Regions from separate parts of the Homo sapiens genome. Here region 2 is linked to region 1. A link is a contact called in ENCODE Hi-C or POLR2A ChIA-PET data. All regions are on one chromosome and are shown on one strand. The core of a region is the stretch at or near the end of the contact, and the rest is flanking DNA. Distances in the headings are between cores, read along the strand shown.

Evidence for each region. A loop is a pair of places that touch in the nucleus more often than their neighbours do. ChIA-PET counts read pairs that join two places held with the same protein, here RNA polymerase II (POLR2A). Pooled maps may share reads with other maps.
Region 2: a loop to region 1 is called in a pooled map, with 2.6 times the contacts of the local background. The contact joins the promoter of WNT11 here to the enhancer-like site in region 1. A Hi-C loop is called at or near these places in 1 of 168 maps with a recorded cell type or tissue (PC-9) and 4 of 50 pooled maps. POLR2A ChIA-PET finds 5 or more read pairs at or near these places in 1 of 52 experiments (WTC11).

The regions. Positions count from the first base shown.
Region 1 is chr11:75,534,126-75,539,352 of GRCh38, forward strand. No RefSeq gene overlaps it. Among named protein-coding and RNA genes, the nearest start is that of GDPD5, 11 kb to the left of the region's middle. RefSeq lists a cis regulatory region at 99-1,285, a silencer at 2,857-3,357 and enhancers at 3,347-3,396, 3,557-3,626. Within about 2 kb of position 3,131, at least 5 of the 41 ENCODE cell types and tissues checked have a DNase peak (open chromatin) inside an H3K27ac peak, as active enhancers do; they include PC-9, where a contact is called at or near this core.
Region 2 is chr11:76,204,327-76,209,553 of GRCh38, forward strand. It overlaps WNT11 (Wnt family member 11), which reads right to left and starts at 2,176. Exons shown (of 5, transcript NM_004626.3): 1 at 1,999-2,176. The coding sequence starts at 2,081. RefSeq lists silencers at 2,089-2,328, 3,309-3,528 and enhancers at 2,633-3,300, 4,635-5,227, 4,920-4,969.

The DNA of each region.
Region 1 (5,227 bases), core at 1,881-4,380:
ATGAAAAAAAAAAAGTGACTAGTTAAGCTCACAGTTCAAACAAGTGCAAATGCTTTTCTGGAGACAACCATTGTGCTGCATCGGATATGGCAGAAGTGCTCTATGTTGCTTCCCAGAATATTAAAAAGATGTATACTCAAGGACCAGTATATTGTGAATGGGATCATTTTTATTGCTGCATCAAAGACTTTCCTGGTCGATGTTGGCAGTGTTTTCCTATGAGGGCGTGGCAGTGAAAAATGCGATGACTTCCTGTACATCGCATTGGAGGCCGCCACGTTGGCTTTTGCACCGTCAGGGAAATGTCAACCCAGCAAAAAAGGCAAATGATGCCTTAGTCTCATTATGAAAAGAGTTTTGACCTTGCAGACTTCCCCAGCAGGGTCTGTACTTGGCATTCATGTTTTAATTTAACGTTCTCATACCAGAAGCAGGGCTCAGTCACCCTTGACACAGTTTCCAATACTATGCCCCACCCGAATGGCTCCAGCTGGTGGCTGGAGATAAAACTTAGAGGCTTCTCTCCCACCTAGCAGGCTGGCTCCTGGCCTTCCCGCTCTCTCCTTTAAACGGACCATTCAGACATGAGCTTGTCAACTGGAAGTGACCACCTCTCAGTCACAGTGTGACCAACTGGAACTAGTGCCTGCTTGCTTTAAACCTACCAATTAAAGCTCCCTGAGGGAAAGCTGGACACCCTCGACCCAATATAGGCAGTGGCCCATGGGTCTTGTCTCTTCCTGCCTGCACTCCCTGACGTGTGTGTGTGTGTGTGTGTGTGTGTGTGTCCGTGTGTGAGAGAGAGACAGAGACACCTCTGTTGTGCCCTCCAGGGTGTGTAAGTACTAAACATTTTTACACTTTCACACTGTGGTTTTATCCCCTGAAGGTGAGGCCACTGAAGGACCCATGCAGGTGGGTCCCCTCCCTACTGGCGCTCTTTTTTTTTGAGCCCCTCCACTGTTGGGAACAGCTACCAGTTAAGTTGATAGAGTTTCCTTCAAAACATAGCCCTGACACCCTCTCAGAACAGAGGGGCCTCCTTATCTCCAGGAGCAGCAGGGGAGGGGGAAGGAAGAGGAGAGTTGAGAGAAGACACCTGCCCCTCTCATCATGTGCTTAAGAGGCACCCATGGGCACTGTTCAGGGCCGAAAATTAGAAATACCCCAACCAGCCAGTACCATGGGGGTGGTGATAGGAACCCTGGCTTCCTAGAATAACTCAGTTCCAGGAACCTGTGCTGAGGGCCCAGTCCATGCCAGACCTGAGGCTGGCACTAGAGATGCAAAATGCAATCAGACCCTGCCCCCTCCCCTTGAGGAGTGTTCAGTTTAGTGGGGGAGAGAAGGGTGCCACATCAGTAATAAAAACAGACCCCTTTATTTTTGTTAACTTTACCAAATGAAATTTTATAAATTCAAAGTGCCATCTACTGCTTCCTCCCGGGTTCTCTTCTTTCCCCCAGCACCCCTGCCCCCCAACACCAGGTTCTCTTCTGTAACACTCAACGCGAGGGTCCGAGGCTTCATTCTTGAAGTCAGTGAGACCAAGAACCCTCCAATTCCGGACACAGCGTCACCCTTATTATACAACAGGCTGTTTTCCTATGCTGTCCAAAACTGCATCGATTCCCCCTAAAGCCGCTCCTTCAGTATTCTCCATCTCTGTGACAGATCCCAACATCCTAGACATCACCCCCTATAGCCCGTCAGTCACAGAGATGCAGGGAAGGGAATTCTAAAGCTACTGGAGGCCAGGCATGGTGGCTCACGCCTATAAGCCCAGCACTTTGGGAGGCCGAGGCGGGCGGATCACTTGAGGTCAAGAGTTCAAGACCAGTCTGACCAACATGGTGAAACCCCGTCTCTACTAAAAATACAAAAATTAGCTGGGCCTGGTGGCGCGCGCCTGTAATTCCAGCCACTCGGGAGGCTGAGGGATGAGAATCACTTGAACCCAGGAGGTGGAAGTTGAGGTGAGCTGAGATTGCACCACTGCACTCCAGCCTGTGTGATGGAGTGACAGAAAGGGAGGGAGGGAGGGAGGGAGGAAGGAAGGAAGGAGGGGAGGAAGAGAACAAAAGAAAAAAAGAGAAAGCAAGCTAGCTACTGGAGTGTCCAGGCTCCCAACTCTGGAGTTTCTATCTCCTGAACATCTAAACATTTTTCCATCCACTCCTTGACCCTGTGGCTCCCATAATCACCTCCAAGGCCAGTGCCCATCATGTCAGCCTCTTCGGTGCTCTCCCTGCCTCCTCTCTTGCCCTCTCCTATCCACTTCCCACTATTTCAGATCTGAGCACAGCATTCTCTTGATTAAAACTCCTCAGTGGCTCCCCTCTCTTGGCTCTCAGCAGCACATGCTGGGCCCTCTACACCCAAGTCAACCTGGAAGGCACAGCTCCCGTGTCTCCTCCTCCAGGAAGCCTCCCTCTGACCATGAGGTGGGCCTACCATCTGGGAAAGGTGGAAGGGAAGGAGGGATTAAGTAGAAAGAGCCTCAGACTGCACTGCAGCTCCGAGAAAGCCTCAGCCAGCCCAGTGGGGAGGCCAGAGCACAAATTAGCTGTTAGAGGCTGGGCGTGGTGGCTCACACCTGTAGTCCCAGCTACTTGGGAGGCTGAGGCAGAAGGATCGCTTGAGCCTGGGAGGCGGAGGTTGCAGTGAGCTGAAATTGTGCCATTGTGCTCCAGCCTGGGCCACAGAGTGATACTCTGGCTCAAAAACAAACAAACAAAACAAAAACAAACAAACAAACAAAAAACAGAGGAGACATCTGCTGGGCAGAAACGGCCAGACCTCCTTCTCCCACTGAGCTGAGTCATTGGCTAGGGCTGCCCAAGGAGAAAGTGGCCTTGTCAGGAACACAGCAGTAGATCCCAGGGTGTTGCTGCTGGGATCTGTTGCTAACGACACTCCTGCTCTACACTCTCTTAAAGGAAGATCTGAGTGGCAAACCTCCATGGCTTGATGGATGTTAAAGTTGGAAGGAATTTAAGAGATGCTCTAGGCCAGCCGCTGTCACATTTTACAGATGAGAAAACTGAGGTTGGCCAGAGGAAGTGACTTGCCCAAAGCCACCCAGCATGTAAACCAATATGCAAACCCAGGTTCTGACACCCAAGTCTGCGCTCTTCTGAATCATTGCTGACTCAGAGTCACAGTGGGGCTAGAGGGCAGTGGGAGGAGAGTGGCAAGGTATGACTTCAGGACGCGGCTCAGGTGTCACTTCCTCACAGAAGCCCTGCCTGGACCCAAGCTCTTCTCTGGGCTCCCCGAGGCCTCTATCCACTCATTTACCAGTCAGTTCTGTGAATGTCAGCTTGTGTGTCTGCTTCCATGAGGCCATGTCCCCAGCACCCAGCATGGGACCCGGAACATCGTGCTACATGTGAAGGTACACGCCTCTGGTTTCTACTGCCCTCTCTGGCAGCTCAACCCTCCAGGACAGAAGAGCAATCGGTTCCGCTATTCGTTGCTTCCTTCCTTTCTTCCTGCTTTAAATAAATGTATACTGAGTGATTACTTCATACAGTCCTGGGGACACAGCGGTGAAAAATTTTGCCTTCATGAAATTTACTTTCTAGTAGAGGGAGGTAGACAATAAGCAAAACAAATACAAGGAGTGGTGTATTAGATGGGATACATGCTATGGGCAAAAGAAAGAGCCTCAGAGACAGAGGAGACCAGGAGGTGTCAGCGAGGACACTTGCCACTTAGAGGAGTCAAGGAAGCTGACGTTTGAGTAAAAGCCTGAAGCAGATGACAGGTGTGAAGGCCCCTGGTGTGTTCACACTAGGAGGCCAATGTGGCTGGAATGGAGGCAGTGATTGATGGGGTTGGGAGAGGTAAAAGACGAGCCTACGAGGTCACAGAGATTAAATCACAGAGGGCCTAGAGCCTGCAGTAGGAATTTGACTTTTACTCCAGTTGAAATGGGAAGGCATTGTAGAGTTCTAAGTAAAGAGGTGTCATTGTTTGACTTCTAAGTTAGACCTGGGGGATACGGTAAAGACAGGGGGGGAATGCCGCAGTCTGAGGAGAGGTGATGGCGGCTCAGATACAGTGACCGCAGGAGCCGTGTAACAGGTAGTCAGATTCTGTGGTGTCTTTTGGAGGTAGAGCCACAGGATTTTCTGATGAATTAAATGTAGGTTGTGAGACAAAGAGATGAGTCAAGGATGACCCCCATGTTTTGGCTTGATCACCTAGAAGGATGACATCACCCTTGTCTGACATGAGGAAGACGAGAGGGGTAGGTTTTGGGGAGCAGATCAGAATTCAGGATTGGACACGTTCATTTTCAGATGTCTTAGGCATCCAAGTAAAGATGTCAGGCACACAGTTGGATACACAAGTCTGGGGTCTGGGAGAGGTCCGGAAATGTGGGAGTTACAGGCATAGAGAAGGGATCTGAAGCCTTGAACTTGGATGACACTGTCAAGGAAACGGTGCTTGAGGGAGAAGAAAGAGGACCAAGGACTGAGCTCTGGAGCTCCCATATCAGGGCAGGAGGATCCTCTAGGGAGGTGGGAGGAAGAGCACAGTTGTGTGGTATTCTGGAAGGCAGGTGACGAAAGTGAAACCAAGGAGGGGCCGTTGGCAGGTTCCCTGCTGCTGCTACTGGTAAGGGAGAGCAGGATTGAGGACTGGCTACTGGATTTAGCAATGTGGAGGTCTTGGTGACCTTGAAGAGTTTCAGTGGAGTGATAAACGTGGGATGCTGGTTCAAGTGAGCTTGAGAGAGAACAGGAGGAAGGAACTGGAGACAAAGATAAGGACCACTCTTTTTTTTTTTTGAGACAGGGTCTTGCTGTCCCCCAGATTGGAGTGCAGCAGCGCAATCGCAATCATGGCTCACTGCAGCCTCAATCTCCTAGGCTCAGGTGATTTTCCCACCTCAGGCCCCCAGGTAGTTGGGATCACAGGCACATGCCACCACGCCCAGCTAATTTTTTAAAAATTATTTTTAGAGATGGGGGTCTCACCATGTTGCCCAGGCTGGTCTCGAACTCCTGGGCTCAAGTGATCCTCCCACCTCACCCTCCCAAAGTGCTGGGATTACAAGCATGAGCTACCATGCCTGGCCTAGACCACCTTTTTTAGGAGTTCTGATGGAAAGGGAAGGAAGGAAAGGGGATGAAGAGAAAAACTGAGAATGTTTTTATGAGATAGAATGTGTGTATGCTGACGGGAAAGGTCTAGATGAGAGAACAGTGGAAGATAC
Region 2 (5,227 bases), core at 926-3,425, 670 kb after region 1:
CATGACCCAAGCTCTCGGAGCAGCGTCTGGGGCACTTAGGAGTAGGCTCTTGTGGTGCCTGGTTTCTCCAGGTCTCCCCGCATGCGCTGTTCGGCCTCCAGGCTTCTGCTCGTGCTGTGCCTCCCGCCTAGGACGCCTGCTTTGCACTCCGTCTCTGACCATCCAAATCCTCCCTGTCCTTCCAATCCTGGCCTATGCATCTCCCTTAGATAGAACTGATCACTCCTCCTCTGGGCTGCCATGCTCCCTCTGCTAGGACACAGACCATAGTCCACTTTGTATTTCTATATGTCCATCTCCCCCAAGAGCCTGGGGGCTTATTTAAGGCACACAATGAGTTGTACCCATTTCTGTGGCAGCCTGACTTTGCAGTGGGGACAGAGGACATGGACGTCAGGTTTAGCCAGCCGTCCATCCCACCACAGGCCAGCGTGGGGGCTTGCGTGCATCATGCCCTTTGCAGGGTCTCGGTGTTCCCACTGTGGAGCAGGGATGATGGCAGTGACCCCACAGGACTCTTATGGGCGGCAAATGACACCCAAGCCCACTGCAAGGCCTCTGACGCTCCTTCAGCCAATCCTCTCCTTCCCTGGACCTTAGTATCCTTATCTGTAAAATGGTGGCGGTGGATGAGAGAGCTTGGACTCGCTGATCGGAGGTCCCTGCCAGCTGGAACAGTGCTGGGTACCCCATTGCAAAAGGAAGGTGGCTGGTTTCTCACAGAACTCCTCAGGGACAGCTGGGAAAAGCTAGTGCCCAGGGCTGGGAGATTGCTGAGACCAGGCTTCTTGTAAACAAGAAAGGCAGGAAGACGGGGTTCCCTCCTCGAATCGTCAATTAATCAATAACTTGGCCTGAGAAGGGGCAGGGCCAGTGACCTCCAGACTGTTTGCTGGCGGCGCAGCCACTATCACCCTGTCTTCCAACTAATTCACAAACCCTTTGCAGCGCCCTCCCCAGCCCCCACAACCTGCCCCCTGCTGTCTTATCTGCAGGCTCCCTGCCCTGGCCCCAGATTCCAGACCCTTGTCCTGTCCTGGACTTTCCCTCTCAGGGAGCCCCTCTGCCCACAGCGTCCTCTCCATTGCCCGAACCAGCCAACTCCCAGCAGCGCTTCAGTCACCAGAGGCACAGCCTCGGAAAAGCTTCCCGGTGTCTCACATCTGTGTCCCCACCAGGTGGGCTTCCTTCCTCTAGGCCTCCAGATTCCCGCTCTGGTTTCTCCTCGGGCACTTGGACACTTGTGGAGTTATTTACAGCCTGGGCTTATCTCTCTCAACTTAGAGCGCAGCTCCTCCGGGAAGGGGCTGGTGTTTACTCCTCTCTTCACCACCCCCAGCCCCCTGAGCAGGCACTCCCTTCAGCTCGGCACCAAGCCTCTCTCTCCCTCCTACCCCTGCGTGAATAATTTCTATCTAAAGGAATGCCCTGCACATGTGCACAGTGGCATCTGACAGCTTCTGAGGTCCTTTCAGGAGCCTCTTCTCATCTGATTTGAGGGAGGTGGGGAGTCTCACCCTCCCGTGACAGAGGAGGACAAGGAGGCCCCAAGAAGTAGAGTGACACTTTCCCAAGGTCGCCCAGGTGGAGGGGTCAGGAGTGTCTCAGCGGAACTCCCGCTAGGGTCAAGGAGACTGACGGACAAGGACCGCTCCTGGGCTGGCCGCTCTGGATTGCGCCCCCTGAACAGAATGTCTTTTTCCATCTGCCCCTGCGGAGGTGGCCAGAAACTCCGTGGCCCTTGCGCCACCGTCAGCTGCACAGGACCAGGCGCTTCCATTGTGGTCCACGCCCGTCTCACTCCCTTTTCGCAAGCCTGCGGGAGGCAGGGACATTTTACAGAGGAGGAAACAGAGGCTGAGGGATGACTTGCCCACGACCGCCAAGCCAGCTTAGGCTCCCGGGTCTTGGTGCGCTCGCCCCATCCAGGGGACCCCAAAACGCCCTCCGCCGCCCCAGTCCCTGGCCTGTGCGCGTGGACGCGGGGTCCCTACTCACAGCCACTTGATGCCATAGCACACGCCGGTCTGGAGCGCCAGGGCGAAGAGCAGCGCCTCGCAGACCTGCGGCCGCGCCCTCATCGTCGCGCGGCGGGCGCGCCCGGGGTCACACCCAGGAGGAGCCGCGCCGAAGTCCTCCGCCTGCACGGCCGCCGCTGGTCCTGCACGCCGCCTGCAGCCGGGGAGAGCGGAGGCGGCGGGTTAAGGCGGCGCGCGGGCGGGGGAGGCGTTTTATTCAAATTACAAAGGAGGGGTCGGGGCCCGGGGAGGCCGAGCGCGGCGGGCGTCCCCTCCCGCTCCGCCCGGCCGGGGGACGCGTCCCGCGCCTGGCTCGAATTAGGCGCGGCCGAAGGCGTGTCTCCCAGCGTGGCCCCGGGCCCCAACGCGCCTTCGAGCCCCTCTGGCCGGGGCAGCCGGAAGGAGGGACAGGAGGCGGCAGAACCGGAGACCCAGGAGAGACCGGGCAGACACAGCGAGAGGGAGAAGGACGCTCAGAGGACAAGGCTGAGAGCCACGGAGACAGAGGGGGAAACCCGGACAGACGCAACCTGGGACGGAAAGGAGAGGAATGAGGAATCAGGAGTCCAGGCGAGGCAGCAGAGTCGAGGACCCGGAGCTGGGGCTTATCCCTGCAATATTGAGCATTAGTTAATAGGGCCTCGGCAATTCTCCTTCCCAAACGTGTTTCAGTTTACCTCCTCAGTAAGCTGGGGCAATTCGGGCACAATTCCGCTTTTATAAAGAACGTTCCCTGGCCGGGCAGGGTGGCTCACGCCTGTAATCCCAGCACTTTGGGAGGTCGAGGCGGGCGGGTCACCTGAGGTCAGGAGCTCGAGACCAGCCTGCCCAACATGGCAAAACCCCGTCTCTACTACGAATACAAAAAATTAGCCGGGCGTGGTGGCGGGCGCCTGTAATCCCAGCTACTCGGGAGGCTGAGGCAGGAGAACCGCTTGAACCCGGGAGGCGGAGGTTGCAGCGAGCGGAGATTGCGCCACTGCACTCTAGCCTGGGCGACAAGAGCGAAACTCCGTCTCAAACAAACAGACAAACAAAAAAAGTTCCCTAACACGATCGCATCTGCTCCTCCCAGCACCCCGTGAGATAGGCACTATCGCTGCCTCATCTCACAGATGAGGAAACTGAGGCACAGAGGTGGGGTTCAGCTAGGGAGCGGCAAGCCGGGTGTCCGGCGAAATCAGGAAATGGGGCTTGCTCGGGGCCCTGCTTTCTCGGTGTGGGAAGGGGAGGATGGGAAACGGGATGGTAGGGCTCTTTGTACAGTGAGGATTCCGAGTCTCCAAGTCCGTCTTTAGCCGCTCCACTTTGGAGGGTGGGAGTGGAAGCATGCGGGCTGGGACTGGGCAGCCCCGCCTTAGCGAAGCGGGGAAGCTCGCGGGGCTGGCGCGGTGTTGCCTCTGGCCTCCAGGCGGCGCCCTCGGGCCGCGGAGGAGAGGCTGCCCCGCCCGCCCGCAGCCCGCGGAGCAGCTATCTCCGCTTTTTTTCTCCTTCACTTCATTCTCACCTCATTAACTCCCTTCCCAGCTTCTCCCAAATTTACCAACACCTGGCGTTCGCCCGGAGTCAGACACAGCCCCAGCCCCTCTCCCCTCGGGAGGAGCAGAGACAAAGGGATTCCTTTCTAAGGGTTTGGGGAGTTGGAAAAGGAGGCGCCCACGGTAGTGGGGGCGCTGGAGCAGAAAAGGGACGTTCTTATCTGGCTCTGTGAGCTTGGGCAAGCCCTCAGCCACCCCAGCCTCGGTGTCCCCTTCCATAAGAACGAGGAATGGGGCTTCGCCGTGCGTCCCCCGAGGACCCCGTCTCCCTGCAGCCTGCGGGGCTCAGCGCCCCTCTGCTATTTGCACCGCGACGCCACCTGCGTGGCGCGTTCCTGCGCGTGGGTAGTCAGCACGCAGAGATGGGAAGCCCCACTGTTTTCTGGAGCCTGTCGGCAAAACCCACAGGAAGGCGAGGAGAAGCCTGGATCGTACAGTTTTTTTCCTCCGCAGAGCCCCGCAGCTAGCGCCCAGCACAGGGGCGCCTGCGACAAACATGCCGTCAAGGCTGGGGGTCTCAGAGGGGTTCTCGGTGTAACCCAGTCCCGTCCTCCCACCCAGCCTGTATCCAAATCCTTTGTCTTCCTGGTCCTGCAAGTTTCTTGCACTTCTCAGAACGAGAAAAATATCCGCTGGATATGGAGGGGGGAATCAAAACTCCAGTCACCGTCTTCCCCTCTCCCAAAGTGCGCCGCCCCCCGAAGGCACCCGGCATTCCTGGGTGGGGAGGGGGCGGGGGCTGCAAGAGGACGGAGGCGCGCGGACTCACAGCGGGGGATCTGTGTCCAGCCTGGTCTCCCAGGGAGAGGAGGAGCCCCCTAGGTCGCACAGCGGACGGGGACCCAGGCCTCCAGCCCCGCCCAGCTCTTTCGGTGCAGCCCCGGCTGTCCCAAGGCTCTCCCTCCGCCGCCCAAGCTCGTCGCGCGGGGAGGCAGCGCCTGGCCCGAGCCTCTGGGTCCTGACGGACTGTTCCTGTCCCTTGTACGAGCGCCCGGGACAGCCGCGCAGGCCACGGGGTCACCTTCCGCCTGAGCTCGCGGGTCAGGGTGCACGCGCCTCCTGAAGCCCCCAGCCCGCCAGGGGGCGCTAAGCCGGGGCTCGAGGAGGGGGGAATCGCGGCTGCCTCCTGCGTCGCGGGCTGGGGTCAAGTCCTCTTCCTGGGCCCCCGCTTCTCCGTCTGGGGATGGGACGACGTGTCGAGGGAGTGCCCCCTGTGTCCTGGTCGTTCTATAGGACACTTGCCGTGGGCCGCCCTGACCTGCCCGGCCCCTTGCTTGGGGCCGGGCGCGTAGTGGGCCGCGCCAGGCGTAGCACCTTTGGAGAGCGAGCGGTCACCTCCTCGAAGTTGGTCCGAGCTACCCTGCCTGCAGCGGGCCCGGGAGGCGGCCGCCTGGGGCTGTGCACAGGGAGAACACCACGAGCGCAGCGCCGCAGCCCAGCGCCGCCAACAGATGGTCATAGGCCCGGTCTGTGGAGGACTCTGGAAAGCCGGCCGCTGGGACCAGGCCACGCCGGCCCGGCGAGGACTTGCGGGGTCCCCCCTACCCCGACGCCCCACGGGCACCGTGCACCGGGGCCGATTGTCCGCGCGGCGCGCAAGGTCGGCACGGGCGGGTCCCGAAGCCTCCCGCCACGCAGCTCACGGAGCTGACCCCGCCAACCAGGGACGCC